Regions from separate parts of the Homo sapiens genome. Here all the other regions are linked to region 2. Evidence: read pairs that join two places in POLR2A ChIA-PET (ENCODE). Cell type or tissue: CD4-positive, alpha-beta T cell. All regions are shown on one strand. Links, peaks and the distances in the headings refer to the core of each region. The heading gives the core; the rest is flanking DNA. Region 1 overlaps AMZ1 (archaelysin family metallopeptidase 1). Region 2 holds the start of LOC107986759 (a long non-coding RNA gene). Region 3 overlaps GNA12 (G protein subunit alpha 12).

Region 1 (5,743 bases), core at 174-5,173, 190 kb before region 2:
ACACCCGCAGGATTTGGGTCCTGAGGGGCAGGAAAGGGGCTGCGTGGACCACCAGGGCTGGTGACAAGCCTGCGTGGGGCAAGGCCAGGCGAGGTCAGCCCTGTTCTGGCTTGCTGTCGAGATGCCGAAAGGCGTGGTGCGCTGGTCAGAAGCGGACACCAGCCCTTTCCTCCTCTCCGAGCCCAAGGGCCCCCGTCCCGTGTGCTGTCTCTGCCAGGCTGCTCTTGGCATGTGAGAGGCACAGAGCTGGCCCTGCCCCTCGCGCTCCCCGCACCTGCCTGGGCCGTTCCCTTCTGAGCACGGATGCCTGTTGTCTCGGCCCCCCATTCACCCTGGGTCCCCCAGACTCTGCCAGACACAGAGCTCTGAGGACAGTGACCACTCTGGGCCCTCAAGCCCCCACCCTGCTCAGCCCAGCCCCTCCCACTATAGCATCAGGATGAGCACCCCAGCCCCAGGGTCAAATAGAACTGCGTTCCAGTCCCGTCCCTACCAGTGACCAGCTCTGCCAGTCACACAGGTCAAGGGACCTCTCCCTGCTTCCATCTCCTTGCCGGCGAAATGGGCTGATCCTCATTTCAGCACCCCAAAGAGAAAGTGGTCTTTTTTTTTTTGAGACAGTCTCACTCCGTCACCCAGGCTGGAATGCAGTGGCATGATCTCAGCTCACTGCAACCTCTGTCTCCCAGGTTCAAGCGATTCTCCTGCCTCAGCCTCCTGAATAGCTGGGATTACAGGTGTGCACCACCACACCCGGCGTGATCTTTATACAGCCCGCAGCACAGTGCCTGGGATGGCTCTAGTTTCAACAGGCGTAGCCAGGACCGTGCACATCTGGATGAGGCCACACCTGCATGTGGACCAGTCCCAGAGCCTGGGCCGTCTGAGCATCGTGTCAGGATGGGGTGGGAGGAAGGAAGCCTTGGCCCAGCCAGGACCTCCCTGCCTCCACCCTGGCATCCCATACACCCAGGACCCTCTTCCCTCATTTCAGTCCTGCCTGGGGGCTATGCACAGACATCCCCCACTTGTGCTATATATAAGCTGGTCCCCCAGGAGCGTGCCGATGGCTGCAGGCGTCCCGTACCTATCGGCTGTAGGTAGATGTGCTTCCGAGCCAGGCGGGGCTTCCGGTGCTGCAGGGAGGCGTGGAAGGTCTGGAAGTCCTCGGGAGCCTCGGGTCGGCTCAGGAGCCAGTCGAAGCCCGTGCGGATGAGCAGGGTGCAGAAGAGCGTCCTCTGCGGGTTGTAGGCCTCGGCCAGGAAGAGCCGCTCGGCAGGGGAGAAGGCGGACACATACAGCTGCTGCAGGGCTGCGTCAGTGGAGACCAGAGCGTCCTTCAAGGCCCGGGGCCCGAAGCTGAACTCCTGTGCGGGTCTACACTGCAGCATGGTGGGCGGGCAGGGCCTGGCCACTCCTGGGAGCCCCTGCTGCTGTCCATGGGCCACCCGGGGGACGGCCACGGTCTCGTCCAGAATCTTCCCTCGGGCTGATCCGAGTGGCTACCGGGGGCTCCCTGCAGACAGACACTGGTCCAAGGGCCCTTAAGGCCCAGCTCTGCCTGGTCCTGGACGCTCTCAGGCATGGGCGCTTCTGGGCCCACAGCACCCTGTGGATGACACGAACAGGGGTCCCCTCACTGCCGAGCACACAGGGCCCGATGTCCCAGGCAAGGGATGGGCCGCTCCTGCCCAGGCCTGGGGAGAAGCTCTGCAGAGGACGAGGGTGTCAGAGGGAGCCCTGGCCCCTCCAGGACACAGCACTGCCACCCAGCGAGGTTGGAAGGACACATTCAACCACTTCATCTTCTCTAGCAGGTTGGGTCCCATGGGCCACCCAGGGGACGGTCACAGTCTCTTCCAGAAGCTTCCCTCATCCAGAACTGGGTATGGGGAAGTACCTCCCACTCGGCAGGGGCAGGGACATGTGTCCATGGGCCCCCACAGAAGGGCAAGGGCCCCCAAGGCCATTCTTCCATTCCCTCTTACCAGCCAACTCTGTCTAGAGGCCTTGGAGGGAAGAGAGACCTCCTCCCCTCCCTGCAGAGCTAGAAGGGCCCCTCCAGGTGGAAACCAAATGCTCCTCTCCACGGCATGATCACAAAGTGTGCATCCTCACCTGGGTCCCCCCATCGCCTGGGGTTCCTCCTTACCCAGAGCCCCCATCATCTGGGATTCCTCCTCACCCAGAGCCCCTATCACCTAGGGACCCCCCAACACCCAAGAACTCCCATCACGGCAGCTCTTCATCCCAATTACAAGCTTTCCTAGCAGGTCCCTGTGCGCCCAGCAAGCATATGTTTGGGGGGGGGCGGGGGTACGCAGCCCCAACAGCACGCAGACGTCCCCAGGACACACGTGAGGGCCCGAGATCCAGATGAAGCAGTCAGGGCAGGCGTTTGTGCCAAACCCCACCAGCTAGAAACAGGGAGAAGTGGAGAAGCAACAGCGGATTTCAACACCCAGGACGGACCAGGTAGGGAGGAGACGGTGGGGGGTGTGGAGCTGGCAGAACCGTGACAAAGCCGCCCTGCAAAACAGATGCTCTGACCGGAGCAGCAGCAGCTAGGCAACCCCACACTTAGGAACACGCCTGAGAGTCGTCACCGCACACTTGGTTCCGGGCTACATTTATGTCTCTGTTCAGAGACTGTGAGACCTGCCAGGGCGGATGGAGAGTGGGCTGGGCAGGGGAAGCCTCGCAGAACAGATAAAAGCAAAGGGGTGGTTGTGGGGAGAGGCTAGAAACGAACCAGAAACCACAGAAGGGGGATGCACAAATAATATAGCAAGGCAGGTGCAGCTAAGGACGTGTGAATAGACCCTTATGAATCAGCAGCCCTCGGACAAGCTTCCTGTAGAAAGCTGAGCTAGACACGCAAAACCCACTTGTCTGCGACCGTCAAGTTGCAAGACCTGCCAGTCCTAGCCGGAAAACCAGAAACAGCTATGTTTTTGCAGGGAGAATGAACAGCCCTATTCTCTAACTAACCCTGATTTCTTTTTTAGAGATAGGGTCTCGCTGTTTCGTCCAGGCTGGAGTGCAGTGGTGCAATCATAGCTCACTGCAGCCTCCAACTCCTGAGCTCAAGCGATCCTCCTGCTTCAGCCTCCCAAGTAGCTGGGAATACAAAGTGTGTACAATGTCCTGCTAATTTTTGTATTTTTTGTAGAGACGGGGGTCTCACTATGTTGCCCAGGCTGGTCTCAAACTCCTGGGCTCAAGCAATCCTCTCTCCTCAACCTCCCAAAGTGCGTCAGCCACTGCACACAGACCCCCCGAGCCCCAACTTCTTTTTGTTTTTTTAGATGGAGTCTTGCTGTGTCGCCCAGGCTAGAATGCAGTGTCGTGATCTGGGCTCACTGCAACCTCCACCTCCCGGGTTCAAGCAATTCTGCTGCCCCAGCCTCCCAAGTGGCTGGGATTACAGGTGCCCCCGACCATGCTAGGCTAATTTTTGTGTTCTTAGTAGAAACAGGGTTTCACCATGTTGGCCAGGCTGGTCTCAAACTCCTGACCTCAAGTGATCCGACTGCCTCTGCCTCCCAAAGTGCTGGGATTACAGGCATGAGCCACCACGCCTGTTTGGTTTTTTTGCTTGTTTTTTGTTTTGTTTTTTTTAACAGAATGGTTCTAGCTCTGTGCCCAGGCTAGAGTATAGTGGCACAATCATGGCTCACAGTAGCCTCCTGAGTAGTGGCAACATGGGCATACGTACCACGCCTGGCCCACTAACTCCAGTGTCACACATTCATCTGGAAAATACATGTATATGTGCTCATATTCCTATGTATATGTGAATACATAAATAAATTTGATATATGTAATTTATATATTTTCTTTTGGGGAAAATGTGACACAGCTGTATATACATGTGTGCACACAAATATACACAAATATATTTTTTTTCCAGAGGAACGTACTGGCTTAGAGTAGGGGAGGGGCTGGTACTGAATTTCCACTGAGATCACTGCCAGCCTGGAGCTTTCTATAACTTCTTTCTCCAAATATATTTTACAAATTTAAGATCCAACTGCATATATAATCCTGTATCTTTTTGCTTCATAAATCTTGAGCATTTTCCAAATTCTTAAACATTCTACAAAAATGCTGTTTTTGGCTGAGTGTGGTGGCTCACACCTGTAATCCCAGCACTTCAGGAGGCTGAGGCGGGTGGATCACTTGAGCACAGGAGTTCAAGACCAGCCCAGGCAACATGGCAAAATCTCATCTCTACTAAAAACACAAAAAATTAGCCGGGCATGGTGACGCGCACCTGTAGTCCCAGCAACTCAGGAGGCTGACGTGGAAGGATCACCTGAGCCCAGAAAGTCAAGGCTGCAGTGAGCCATGATCGTGCCACTGCACTCCAGCCTGGAGGAGGGAGTGAGACCCTGTCTCAAAAAAACAACAAATTTAAATTTTATTTTAAAAAATAAAAAATAGAGCCGGGCGCAGCAGCTCACGCCTGTAATCCCAGCACTTTGGGAGGCCGAGGCTGCTGGATCACCCGAGGTCAGGAGTTCGAGACCATCCTGGCTAACCCAGTGAAACCCCATCTCTACTAAAAATACAAAAATTAGCCGGGCGTGGTGACACGTGCCTGTAATCCCAGCTACTCAAGAGGCAGAAGAATCACTTGAACCCGGGAGGCAGAGGTTGCAGTGAGCCGAGATTGCGCCATTGCACTCCAGCTTGGGCATTGCAGCAAGGCTCTGTCTCAAAAATAAAAAATAAATTAAAATGCTACTTTCAACCACTGCCCAAAAACGCCGTAATGAACATCTTTGTACATAAGTCTGTGTTTCCATCTCCTCAAGATGGACTCCTAGAAGGGAAAATTCCACATGTGGATGTTTGAAGGATCGTGATTTGTATTGCAAATTGCTTTGCAGAAAGATCACACCAGTTTACAATCCCACCAGCCCTCAAGGTTTTTTGTTTTTGTTTTTTGTTTTTGAGACAGAGTCTCCCTCTACCCCAGGCTGGAGTGCAGTAGCACGATCTTTGCTCACTGCAACCTCCACTTTCTGGGTTCAAGCGATTCTCCTGCCTTAGCCTCCCAAGTAGTTGGGACTACAGGCACCCACCACCATGCCCAGCTAATTTTTGTATTTTTAGTGGAGACAGGGTTTCACCATGTTGGCCAGGTTGGTCTTGAACTCCTGACCTCAAGGTGATCTGCCCACCTCAGCCTCCCAAAGTGCTGGGATTACAGGCATGAGCCACCGTGCCCGGCCAGCCCTGGAAGTTCTAAGTCATCAGCAGCAGATAAAAATGACTATTGGCCAGGTGCGGTGGCTCACGCCTGTAATCACAGCACTTTGGGAGGCCCAGGCGGGCAGATCACGAGGTCAGGAGATCGAGACCATCCTGGCTAACATGGTGAAACCCCGTCTCTACTAAAAATACAAAAAAATTAGCCAGGCGTGGTGGCGGGCGCCTGTAGTCCCAGCTACTTGGGAGGCTGAGGCAGGAGAATGGCGTGAACCTGGGAGGCGGAGCTTGCAGTGAGCCAAGATCGCACCACTGCACTCCAGCCTGGGTGACAGAGCGAGACTCCATCTCAAAAAAAAAAAAAAAAATGACTATCAAGAGCCACAAACCGCACTGTGTTCCAGGCAGGGCTTCATTGCTTTAACCCTCAGAAAAGTGGGTGCAGTTTTTGTCCCCATTTTCAAAACCGAGGTGGAGTAGGGTTAAATCTAACTTAAGCAACACCATGCCACCCAGAATCAGAGGT
Region 2 (5,897 bases), core at 275-5,274:
CAGCCTTAGGACCTGAAGACAAGGCTGGGGCTGGGGTGGAGGGAGGGGCCGCCTGGAAAGCTGTTTGCTCAGCCGGGGTTTAATCTCCAAAACAGGAAGGCCGTATTGACAGAAGCAGCAGCCGGAACTGCTGCGGGCTGCCAGGTTACACTCCCTGGTCCCTCCTCCTCTCCCCACGCTGGGGGGCTCCCCGACAGACCCTGCCCTCAAATACAGCTGCTCCCATCACCTGCCACAGCCCCCCAGGCTGCACCTCGGGGAGACGGTACCCCGCTTGCTCTGCAAGCTGCAGGGAGGCCTGGTGCCAGAGTGAGGCAGGAGGCTGGAGGGGGCTCCGGGGTCACAGGCCGGGCCGGGTGTGACTCTTGGCCTCATTTTGCAAATGAGGAAGCTGAGCCCAGAGAGGGAAGTGAGCTGGTTTGGGTCCCACAGGGTGGGGTGAGGGTGGTCTGCCTGGATGCCCCCACCCCAGGTCTCTAACACTCTTGGGAGTGGCTCTGTCCACCATCACCACTGTCCAACCCGCACAGCAACCCCCGTGCCTGGCCTCCCCGTCCCTGGGGTACCCAGGAGGTCGGACCCAGCTGGGGCTCAGCAGGGCTCAGCAGGGCTGTGGTGCCGTGAACCCTCTGGCAGCGGGCGGACATTATACATCCACCCACTGCCAGAGGAAGCTGCGGAGACGGGCAGGGTGATATGCCAGGTGGCCCCGGCAGCCTCTGAGGTCATTCTGGGCGGGCACTTCACCCAACAGCAACGTCAGGCCCCTTAAGAGCCTGGCGGTCCCTTATCTTCTCCCCGGTGGCTGACTCAGTAGGACCAGGGATCTCCGGGCAGGGCTGAGGGCCGCCCACCCCTAGGTCACCTCGGGGAGCCCACGTGCGTCTCCAGACCTCGGCCTTCCTGCATCTCAGTTCCATGCCCACTGCTTGTCCTGAGCTGGAGCTGGGTGGGAGCTGGCTCTGAGGGCTGTCCCCATATCTTAGAGATGGGGCTCGGCTCTGCCACCCTCCCTTGGCTCCCCACTGCCCAGTTGGGAGGGCTGGCTCTGCCCCTGGCGTCCTCAGGCCACCCCCTGGCCCACTCTGCCTGCCGAACCCCCCAGGCCCTGCCAGGCCCAGGATCCCCACACTCCAGCCGCCCCTCTGTGTCTGCCTGGAGTGCTCAGCGTCTCCACCCCTGTGGGAAGTCTCCTCGCTGCTCCCTCCTCCACTCTACCTGTTGTCTGTTCCTGGGTCCCGTCCAGCCCTCAGCACAGCCCGGCACCCACAGAGTACTCAGTCCAGATGCCGACGCAATGGAGCTGAGCTTCCTGGACTTGGCTCTTGCCAGAAGACTTGGAAGAAGGGACCTTGAAGAGCATCTAGGTCCAAGTCCCATTTCACAGATGGGAAGATGGAGGCCCCAGAAGGCCTCCCAGGCCCACATGGCCAGCAGCAGGTGTCTCCAGCCACCCTTGAAAGTGAACCCCTCAGGCTCACACCTCCGGGTGCCTCCCATATGCCAGGAAGTCCCAAAGTTCTGAGGCGCTGAGGCTCCAAGACTTCCCCTGGGCGGGGTCTTTGGTGGTGCCAGGGGGTGAAGGTGAACCTTCAGGCATGGCGGTCTTTTGGCCAGGCCTGCTTCTCCCTGCAACCCCTCGGAAAGCCCTGCCAGGCTGGGAAACTGAGCAAAAGCTGGACATGCCCAGGCCAAGGGGTGGGCAGCTGGCTGGCCTGCCTCAGCAGGGTGGGGCCTGGGGACCAGTCCAGGCCTGTCCCCAACAACCTGGCCTATGGCGTCTCTCTGGGTGGAGAGTCCCCTGTCCTGGCTGTGTCTCCAGCCTCAGGTGGGGTCCTAGCTGTTTCTTTCTGGTCTCAGCTGCGCCCCCCACTCCAGCCTCCACCCCACTCCCTGCAAACCGGCAGTCACTTGAGCCCTCCTCGGGGCTCTGAGCCCCCCTCGGGCAGATCTTCAGGCCTGGGGCATCCCCAGAGGCTGGGCTGTGCCCAGTGGTGGCCGCCCCTCCCTCCTGTCTCATCCCCACCTGCCATGGCTGTCACTCTATCTCAGCGACCCAGTTTTCCTCCTTGTCTCTGTTGGTGGGGCGGGCGGCCCTGGGGGGACAGTGTCCCCCTTTGTGGCGGGGCGACCGGTGGATCAGGTGTCTCTGGTGGGGCCGGCAGGCGCGTCTGCTGGCTCGGGCCAGGGGCCACGGCTTTCAGGTCTTCAATAGCTCAAGATTAGGTTCCGTCCCTGAGGGCCCCTGTTGTGTGGCCATTGTGATGGCCTGGGAAGCACAGCCTCCGGGGCCAGAGAGTGATGCGTCTCCCTACTCACGGGAGCCCTGGCCTGGGGGCTGGGGTCCCGGCCTCCTCCGGGCCGTTTGGGCACCCTGCAAGTCATGTAGAAGTGTGCACATACAGCCACAGCCAGCACAGGGTCTTGGGGAAGTGTGGACCCCGCCTGCCAGATGCTCCGCTTACTGCCTGGGCCACTGCTTGGAAAGAGGTACTGCTTCTTCACAACCCGATGAGCGGAGCACGGGCTGGATCTCAGATGTGTGCTGCCAGTCAGTGCACGACCTGCACGGATGTGCACAGCGGCCCTGACACTGCCCCGGCCCCTCCCACCTTTCTCGAGAGTTTCTTCAGCTTCGCCACTCCCCTCAGCTGCATCCTCCCACAGGCCCCCACTCAGATTGCAGGGCTGGTCCTCAGCCGCTGGCTGGCAGCTGACAAAACCACAGGCCAATCCCCGCTGGCAGGATGGGGACAGGCTGACAATTCCAGGTCCTAACTGCACGGTCTTGCATTTCCTTCTCTGAAGACTCAGGTGTGGAATGAGCGGGGCTGTGGGTGCAGCGTGGGCGAGACTCCTCTCAGCCTCCCTGGGCCTGATCAAGGTCACCGACCCCCAGCTGTAGTCCCCAAGACTGGCTCCTGATGGCTTTTGTGCCCCGCTCAGCAAAAGCCCAGCTGGGATCCTCTTGGTGGCCCAGACAGAGGTGACCACATAGTATATCGTCTTTCAAGGCTGGGAGGGAACTCTGTTAGTAATTACTCCTGGGGCATACCAGGGCTGTGGCAGGAAACGGAGTATGTCACCGACAGAGACGCAGATTCCCTGGCAGGATGCATGCCGGCCGGCACATGCCTCGGAGCGCGAGAGGGGCCTGTGATCGTGCGGTGCTTACGTGCTTCACGCGTGTGTGCGGAAGCACGGGTGAGCCCGTGGGGAGCATGGCGCGCTGCCACTCTGCACATGTGGGCTGGCCATGTGCAGGGACACGTGTGTCCCTGTGTGCACACACCCAGAGCCCGACCCGGCTGCCCCGAGATGGCTCCCTCCCCTTGTACAGCTGGAGACTCCGGAAGGAGGAGGCGGGTCGGGCTGGCCTCCTGCTTGATGGGGGTAAGACGAACAGGCCAAGGTGGGAGGCCAGGGCCAGGCCTCGCTCGGGCTGGGGCATGGCCCTAACACATGTTTTCTGCCCAGCGTAGTGGCGGCAACCTTGGACAGGAGGTTGGGCCCCATCAGGAAGGTTTTGCTTCAAGAAGTGGGGTCAGCTTCCCCAGTGTTTGCATTCATCCTAACATGTGACTGCCTCTTCCTCCAGGCAGCCTTCCGTGACTTCTGCTGTCATCCCAGTGGCCTCTGTCTCCAGAGCAGGTGGAGCAAGGAGGCTGTCTACTTGCTCCCTGGACCCAGCGGACATATTCCCAGAGACAGGTAGGGTCTGCTTAGGGGCACACAGCCAGCTCTGGCAGGATGGGGCTAGACCCCAAGGAGGGCCCCTCCCAGGTCAGGGCACTTGTGACTATGGCTGCCCTGAAATCCTCTTGGGGCTTCTTGCCGGAGGGCCACTCTGGGCCCCACTGAGCTTTGCTTTAGGAGCAGAGGGCATTTGGGCTGGGTGTGTCCTCCAAGAGCCAGGCCTGGTGACTCCTCTAGGCATGGGGCAGAGGCTGGGGGCTGAGAGGCAGCTGCTGCTGAGGCCTTTGGTAGAGGGAGGCCGGCATCGGGCAAACGGATGGGCCATTCAGGCAGGAGAATCTTCAGGGTCACCCTGGCCAGCCCCGCGCAGCCACCGAACTCTCCCTTTCCTGTAGCTGGAAATATCATTGTGATGTCGGACACTGGAGATGGGACAGGAGCCACACAGACCCAGCTTTGCCCTCCGGAACTCACAGCATCCCAGCGGCCGGCAGGGAGAGAGAGGGCCAGCAAACAACTCCGCGAGGGGGTCCCGCGATAACATGCGAGAAGTGGGTGGAGAACGCCGGGCAAGCCTGGGTAGCCGAGGAGGGACAGACAAGCAGGTGCATGGGCCGAGACATGGAGGGTACCTGGGGACACCATCCTGGGGCAGGAAACGGCAGGTGCAAAGGCCCCGGGGCCGGCTGAGCTGCTGGCTCCCTCGCTCAGGGAGCATCTGAGCAGCACCTCCCAGAAGCCAGGGCTGTGCTCGTGTGCATGGGCCAAGCTTCAGAGAGAACTCGGGGGGCTCCCAGGTCTGAGGGGGGTGGGGGCCAGGGCTGGGCAGTGCAGAGGGTGAGGGGATGTCCTTCCTTACAGAGATAGAATTCGAGGGGAAAGAAAAAGGCCCCCTGGCATCCCTGCCCAGTGCATGGGATTGTGGGGGCTGGGAGGCATCCCGTGGCTGGGCTGCAGGAGTTCCCAGCCAGACCTGGTCCCTTGGGGAATGGGGGTCTGGGAGGCCTTTGCTGTGAGCCCACCTCGACAACCCACCCGACCAGTGAGCAGAAGCCTGAGCCGGGGTTCAGGGATCCATCCGTGGAGTCGCCCCTGAGGGAGGGCTTCCCACGTGGCACCCCACTGAGCCCCTCTCCCAAGCCCTCGCCCCTCCCTCCCAGGTTCTCGAAACCTCCTGCTGTCCCCCCGAGTTAGTGTCCAGGACTGCTTTAACAAATGGCCACAGACTTGGCTGGAAACAAAATATATTCATTATCTTACAGTTTGGGAGGCCAGAAGTCGAGATCAAGGTGCCCACAGGGCTGGTTCCTCCCGAGGCCAGGAAGGGTCTCCTCTGTCCGCTCTGTCCCCAGCAGTGTCTGGCGGCTGCCCGCAAGACTTGGGTGGCTTAGGGAGACCTCACCCCAACTCTGCCTCTTTCTTCACACGGCCTTCTCTCTGAGCCTGTGTGCCCTCTCAACTCAAGATCCTTAACTTAATTACTTCTACAAAGAGCCCTTCTCCAGGCTGGGTGTGGTGGCTCATGCTTGTAATCTCAGCACTTTGGGAGGCTGAGGCAGGTGGATCACTTGAGGTCAGGAGTTCAAGACCAGCCTGGCCAACACGGTGAAACCCCGGCACTACTAAAAATACAAAAATTAGCTGGGAATGGTGCCGCATGCCTGTAGTCCCAGCTACTTGGGAGGCTGAGGCGGGAGAATTGTTTGAACCCAGGAGGCGGAGGTTGCAGTGAGCTGAGATTGAGCCACTGCACCCCAGCCTGGGTGACAAGAGTGAGACTCCATCTCAAAACAAAACAAAAAAACAAAAACAAAGAGCCCTTCTCCAAACAACGTCCCCTTCATGGGTTCTGCGGGTTAGAACTTGGACACATCATTTTGGGGGTCCTCTATTCAACCCACAACACCCCAAAATACCAGGAATCTGGGAAGTTGGGTCTTCTTTCACTGCTGAGCCAGGTCCCCTGCACTTCATCCAGGTGGGCTCGGGAGCCATGGCGGCCTCCCTTGGCATGTGTAAGTTGGGGGACAGCGAGGAGGGCTGGGAAGTATAAGTTGGGGGGCTGAGGCCTGATGGTGCAGGCAGGCCTCTCAAGGAGAGGCCAGCACCGTGCCTGCCCACTAGGAACACGGCCTGTGGTCCCCGCCCCTGTGTGAAAAGAATGGAGAGAAAACGCCTGGCCCCTGTGCCCCCTGCCCAGC
Region 3 (5,897 bases), core at 591-5,590, 290 kb before region 2:
GTCTGCCCATGGCCATGGCTGGCGGGTGGGGGTTGGGGAGATGATTCCAGGAGTTTCCAGCCTGCTGGCTTGTGAGTTTTGAAATGGAGCCCTGGATTTTCACTTTCCAGTTCAGGAGATCTGGGGAAATCTGGATTGGTTTGGAGTTGTTTTTTTGTTTGTTTGTTTTGTTTTGTTTTGTTTTGGACTTTTAGGAAAACCTTTTCAAGGCAGCTGAAAAAAGCTAATGATGATAATTTGCTTCTCCTATGCCATTCCTAAACCCAGAGTTTTCTCTGCAGTTCCATCTCCTCTTGAGAAGCTTAGCTTGGATTTCCCACTGTCCAACTGAACTAAATTTGTTGAAAACCTACCTAAATGTCACCCCTTCTAAGCCATCCCCTCCTGTGGACCTGACTTGGGAGAACTGGTGGGTATTGTGCTTACACAACAGGGCCCTCACTGCTCTCCGTGCTCTGCAGGTTTGGTGAATTCCTGGTTTTGGATCTCTCCATCTTTTATTGAGAGCACTTGGGGTGAGAGCACTTAGGGGGCTCCTGATCACTCTCCTGCTTTAGCTGCTCCTTCCCTGCCTCCTGTCCCACCTGCCACGGGACCTGCAGGCAGCCTCAGACCTTGCCATTCTCCTTTTCCAAAGCCCTCGATCGTCCCCTTTCTCACACAGACTTCTTAGCTCTCCACAGCCTGTCTGTGAGCGAGGCCTCACCAGCGGTGGCGATTCTGGCTGTCCTCCGACGGTCCTGTCCTTCCAGTTATGGGGCTGGCCTCTGTACTCTGCATCTGAGACTGTCGCTTATCTGCTCGTGCTCTGTCTTGCTGCTACGCTTGTTTTGAAAGTTCTCCCATAGCAGGAGCCAAGTTTACCGCCTTTTGGGTTTTCCCCATTCGTTACCCACCACTTTTCATTGCCTGAGGTGAGCCCTCGGTATAGTCACTGGCAGAGCCAAGAGGGGGCTTTCTTAGAGAAATAATAGGCCTGATCCCGTACGGCAGTGCATTTGTTGCGGAAGGCAAATCCGCGGAGTTATGGTGGGGCCAGGGCTGCGCTGTGAAATGGCAGAGGCTCTGATGGCTGGTTTGACGGCTTACTGCCTCCCTTCGTCAGTTTCTCGCTGACCTTTACACTAAAAGGTATCTTGCACTTCAGTTTTCGAGAGGAACTAAGAGGCGCTGTCTTTGTTTGCTGGATTCATCAATGTAAAGAAATGCATCCTGTTTACACTTCTGGCAGCGTTTCTTTTATTTGGATGGTGGCCAAAGGCAAACAACTCAGCCGAGTGGGTTTTTAAAAAACAGAGCTTTCCAAGTCCACATGCTGTTGCCCGAGTGAACATCCAGAATCTTCAGTTTGTCTTAATGGAACTGTTTCATCTTGTAGAAAAAGGCTCATATTATCTTAAAGCATTTTATGTCTATCGTAGCTTTGGTATTTATTGTGGGAAGATTTTACTAAGGAATGACTAATCTTAAAAGATTTGGTTTGATTAGGGGCTAAACTAACATAATCTATTTTGAAATGAGATAACAGGATTTGCAGTTTTTGGTCTTCATCCAGCAAAATTGAACCCCACCCCCCACCCCCCCAAAAAAAATCTACATCCCCAGCAGAGAGGGAATCTATACTTTGACTAGAAGTTTAAGTTGCTGGATTTATAAGTTGTCTTAAAAATATGCTGTCTGAACAGTTTGAAGTGTGACATTGTATTGAGATGAAGTCATCAAACTGCTTGAGACTTTAACCGTTTATATTTGGGTAACCAAATAAAATGTATGGTTATTCAAACAATTAATACTTCAGTAATACCATTACTGAAAAAAGGATTTTTCTCTTAGCTATTAAAGAGACTTGAATGAGTTGTCGTTCTTATTTATTTTAAGTGTATGTGAGTTTTAGGATTTTCTTGGCTTTTGTGTTTTAGAAAATTGGTCTTTCATTGGAAAAGGACAGGAGTAAGAGGTTTATTATAATATGCCTCCTATACTAGTATTTTACTTTTAAGACTTTAGCAATTCTATATAACAATGGTAAAAGTGTAACTATCAGTTCTGCAAAAGTACGGTAAATACATTATTGTTACAGGCTTTAAACTCCAGAGAGAGCTTACGTCTCTCTCTAAAAAGGAAGAAAAGGGGACTCAGAATTTAGCCAAATGTCCCCAAGTAGAAAACTTCGCTGGAACTCAGATGTGGATTTTCAGAACAAAGTTGGCAGAGAGCAGTTTTTGACTAGAATAAATGTAAAAGGGCAAAAGAGAGACATCTTTTTTTTTTAATGCCTTTTTTCCTTCAAAGGAAGGGAAAATGGACTGTAACTACAAAGCTTACAAAACTACTACTTAACTGTTCAAAGCTCATCAGTAGTTTAGCCACCTTTCTTGTGTTTTGAAAAAGGGAAAGGAGGAGTCTTTTCTTGTGGTTGGGTGCAGTTCATTTGGACCAGCTCCAGCCTGCTTGGGCGGATTGTGCGGTGGGAATAGACTGCTGTTGCATGGGCCAGTTTTGCGTGTGTGTGTTTTTAAGCCAAACCTATGTTCACCCTGATAGTTGGGGAAGGCCTGGTGTGTGCAGTCCTGCAGTCTTCGTAAGTGACCTTTGGCCTTCCAAGTCCTACCTGGCCCCCTGACTTCGTCTTTGACATAAAAATGAAACTTCCTAGGGGTTATTGATTTAACTTCTGAGTGAGATTGTACTCCTTGTGAAGCTAAACTTTTCATTTGTAAAAATAGCACCTGAATAGATACCTGGTGGGTCGGACCCAATTTCTGTATTTGAGTTGGACGAGCAGGGCCTTCCCGGATAGCGGGAGGGTTGGTGACTTGATTGGGAGGGCATGGAGGCTGAAACCCCATCCAAGCCACTGTTGCCAGGCTGGGCCGCATCTGCCTGGATGATGGAGAGCGTTTTTCTGATTTGTACAAAGGCACCGAGACCCTTTGCCCGAGACCTCGCCAGAGAAATCTGTGTGCTACCTTCTCCGTGCCGAGATAGTTTTTGTTGTGCATAGTGGGGAAAAGAGGAATTGCCTTTGTTTCCTTGGGTTCTTGAACCTTTTTGGTTTTGTCCTTTTGGAAAGGCAAGAGTTTGGTGTGGTGTAGTCAAAGGAAGTGGGGAGATGAGGACCCGGAGGAGGAATCACAGTGGGGGAGCCGGGAGGAAGGAAAGTGGAGAGTTTATTCAAGTCACATTTTCCCTCTAGGTAGATTCCAGTCCACCACTGCCACTCGCTCAGATGAACCCACCCTTCGGAAAGCTCCGTCTGAGGCCCACCTCCAGTTAGGGTTTTAGCAAGCCTCCCTTCCCTACTATCTCTTTGCCTTCGGCCTCTGCTAACCCTCCCTCTCCACATCACATCGTTGGAACTTACATTGCCGTGGTCGCTAGTTAACTTTTTAAAAACTTTTTATTTTGAAATAAGTATAGGTTCACAGGAGGTTGCAAAGATAGTACAGAGAGGCAGGCAGTTTTTCCCAGTGGTTATGACAGACATAATTTCAGTATGCTGTTGAAGTCAGGAGACGGGCTTTGGGACACTGTGTGTGGTTGTGCGCCCTTTCCTCACCTGTGTAGGTTTCTGTAACCACCACCACAGTCCAGACCACAAAGATCTCCTCGTGTTGCCCCTTTCTAGTCACTTCTCCCCCTGTCTTTCCCATTACTAACCCCTGGCAACCATGAATCTCTTGTCCATCTCTGTAATCTTGTCACCTCAAGAATGTTATTAAACAGAATCGCATAGTGCGTGATCTTTTGAGACTGACTTTTCGTTTAACATAACATCCTAGAGCTTCATCCAAGTTGTTGCATTTCCGTAGTGAACTCCCATTTGTTGCTGGGTAATGGTCCATGGTATGGTGCACCACAGCTTGCTTCCAGTTTGGGGCTATGATGAACAGAGCTGCTGTGAACATTACAGGGTTTTGTGTGGACTTAGCTTTCAAATTTCTGAGATAAATACCCAAGTACAGCTGCTAGGCTGTATGGGAGTTGCATTTTTAGTAGTTATAAATCCACCCAACTGTTTTCTAGTTTGTGCCATTTGACATTCCCACTAGCAGTGTATGAGAGGTCCGGGGTCTCCGCCTCCTCACCTCCGCTTGGTGTTGCCGCTGGTTGTCTTGGTTTGGTGGTTGGTTTTTTAGCTGCTTTAACAGGTGTACAGCAGTATCTTACTGAGGTCTCGATCTGCTTTTTCCTGATGGCTGGTGATCTTGAACATCTTTTTCACTTGTGTATTTGCTGCCTATATATGTTCTCCAGTGAAATATCTCATCATGTCTTGCCCATTTTCTTTAAAAAATTTTTTTTTTCTCTTCATTTCATTCTGTGACCTGCTGAATTTTGCCCATTTTCTAACTGGATTTGTTTGCTTTTTAAACTGTTGAGTATGTATGTATGTATCTCAGGATCTTGCTCTGTCACCCAGGCTGGAGTGCAGTGGCACTGTCATAGCTCACTGTAACCTCAAACTCTTGGGCTCAAGCTATCTTCATGCCTCAGCCTCCTGAGTAGCTGGAACTATCAGCGTGTGCCACCATGCCTGCCTAATTTGTTTGATATTTTTGTAGAGACGAGGTCTCACTATGTTGCCCAGGCTGGTCTCGAACTTCTGGCCCCAAGTGATCCTCTCCCCTCAGCCTCACAAAGTGTTGGGATTACAGGCGTGAGCTACTGTGCCTGGCCTAACTGTTGAGTTTTGAATGTCCTTGTATATTCTAAATGAGTCCTTTGTCAGATATGGCAGATGTGTGGTTGGCAAATATTTTCTCCCAGTTCATAGCTTCTTTTCAGCCTCTTAAGAGGGTCTTTGGCGGAGCAAAATATTTTCGTTTTCATCAAGTTCAATTTATTGATAATTTTTCTCGTGTGAATCATGTATTTGGAGTCACATCTAAGAACTTTGAGCACACCCTACATCCTGAAGATATTCTCCTATGTTATATATAGTTCTACATTTTGATTTGATTTTGTATAAGCTGTGAGGTTTAGGTCAAGGTTCTTCCCCACCCCCTCCCCCGCTCCCCCCAATTTTCTTTACCTGTGGAAGTCCACTTCCTCCAACAGCGTTTGTTGAAAAGACCAGGCTTCCTCTTTTTAATTGCTTTTGCACTTTTACAAAAATTACCTAGCTGTATCAGGGGCTATCCCTGGGTTCTCTGTTATGTTCCATTGATCTGTGGGTCTGTCACCTCACCAATACCACACAGTCTTGATTATCATAGCTATATAATAAGTCTTAAAATCAGATAGACTGATTGTTCCCACTTTTCTTTTTCAAAGTTGCTTTAGCTAATTTAATGCTTTTTCATATAAATTTTCAAATAATCATATTTATATCTACAAAAGATCCTGCTGGGATTTTATGGAAATTGTGCTAAACCTGTTTATTAATTTAAGGATATTGGTACCGTGTTGAATCTTCTAATTCGTGACCGTGGTATATCTATTAGATTTTGAAAATTTCTTTCCTCAACATTTTGCAGTTTTCAGCACATAAGTCCTACACATATTTTGTTAGATTTATACCTGTTTCGTTTTTTTAGTGATAGTTAGTAGTAGTACATCTTTCATTTCACTTTCCACATGTTCATTGCTAGTATATAGAAAGACAATTGAATTTCGTGTGTTGACATTATATCCTGCAACTATTCTGGATTCATTTGTTTATTCTAGGAGTTTTTTTGGTAGATTACTTTGGGATTTTCAACATAGATCATCTTTTTATCTGCAAATGGGTTTAGTTGTGTGTTTTCTTTTTTTGTGTGTCTAATCTATTTGTTTTCCCCCCTGCTTTTCCTGAGCTGTGTGATCTTTTATTTCATTTTCCTACCTTGTCGCACTGGCTAGAACTTCCAGAACCATGTTGAATAGCAGTAGCAGAAGTAGGCATCTTTGTCTTT

Evidence for each region. ChIA-PET counts read pairs that join two places held together with the same protein. Peaks named below come from ENCODE experiments on the same cell type or tissue, not always from the same donor. Only the 100,000 strongest peaks of a DNase experiment are listed, where the experiment ranks them.
Region 1: POLR2A ChIA-PET joins it to region 2 with 5 read pairs; 4 of 35 experiments call an interaction of 5 or more read pairs at or near these places.
Region 3: POLR2A ChIA-PET joins it to region 2 with 7 read pairs; 2 of 35 experiments call an interaction of 5 or more read pairs at or near these places.

What each region holds. Positions count from the first base shown.
Region 1 is chr7:2,696,100-2,701,842 of GRCh38, reverse strand. It overlaps AMZ1 (archaelysin family metallopeptidase 1), which reads right to left. Exons shown (of 7, transcript NM_001384743.1): 2 at 1,088-1,609. The coding sequence starts at 1,391. Among named protein-coding and RNA genes, the nearest start is that of AMZ1, 11 kb to the right of the region's middle. RefSeq lists an enhancer at 2,382-2,461. In CD4-positive, alpha-beta T cell, for the core only: no CTCF peak of the experiment used is centred there; a DNase peak (open chromatin) is centred at 2,722; H3K4me3 peaks cover 753 bases.
Region 2 is chr7:2,505,819-2,511,715 of GRCh38, reverse strand. It overlaps LOC107986759 (a long non-coding RNA gene), which reads left to right and starts at 2,645. Exons shown (of 3, transcript XR_001745066.2): 1 at 2,645-2,986; 2 at 3,599-3,711; 3 at 4,092-5,859. RefSeq lists silencers at 283-332, 3,427-3,580 and enhancers at 3,226-3,753, 3,100-3,955. In CD4-positive, alpha-beta T cell, for the core only: no CTCF peak of the experiment used is centred there; DNase peaks (open chromatin) are centred at 365, 705, 2,645, 3,165 and 1 weaker place; H3K4me3 peaks cover 2,475 bases; H3K27ac peaks cover 3,671 bases.
Region 3 is chr7:2,798,081-2,803,977 of GRCh38, reverse strand. The region is part of intron 1 of GNA12 (G protein subunit alpha 12); the gene reads left to right. Among named protein-coding and RNA genes, the nearest start is that of GNA12, 43 kb to the left of the region's middle. In CD4-positive, alpha-beta T cell, for the core only: no CTCF peak of the experiment used is centred there; no DNase peak of the experiment used is centred there.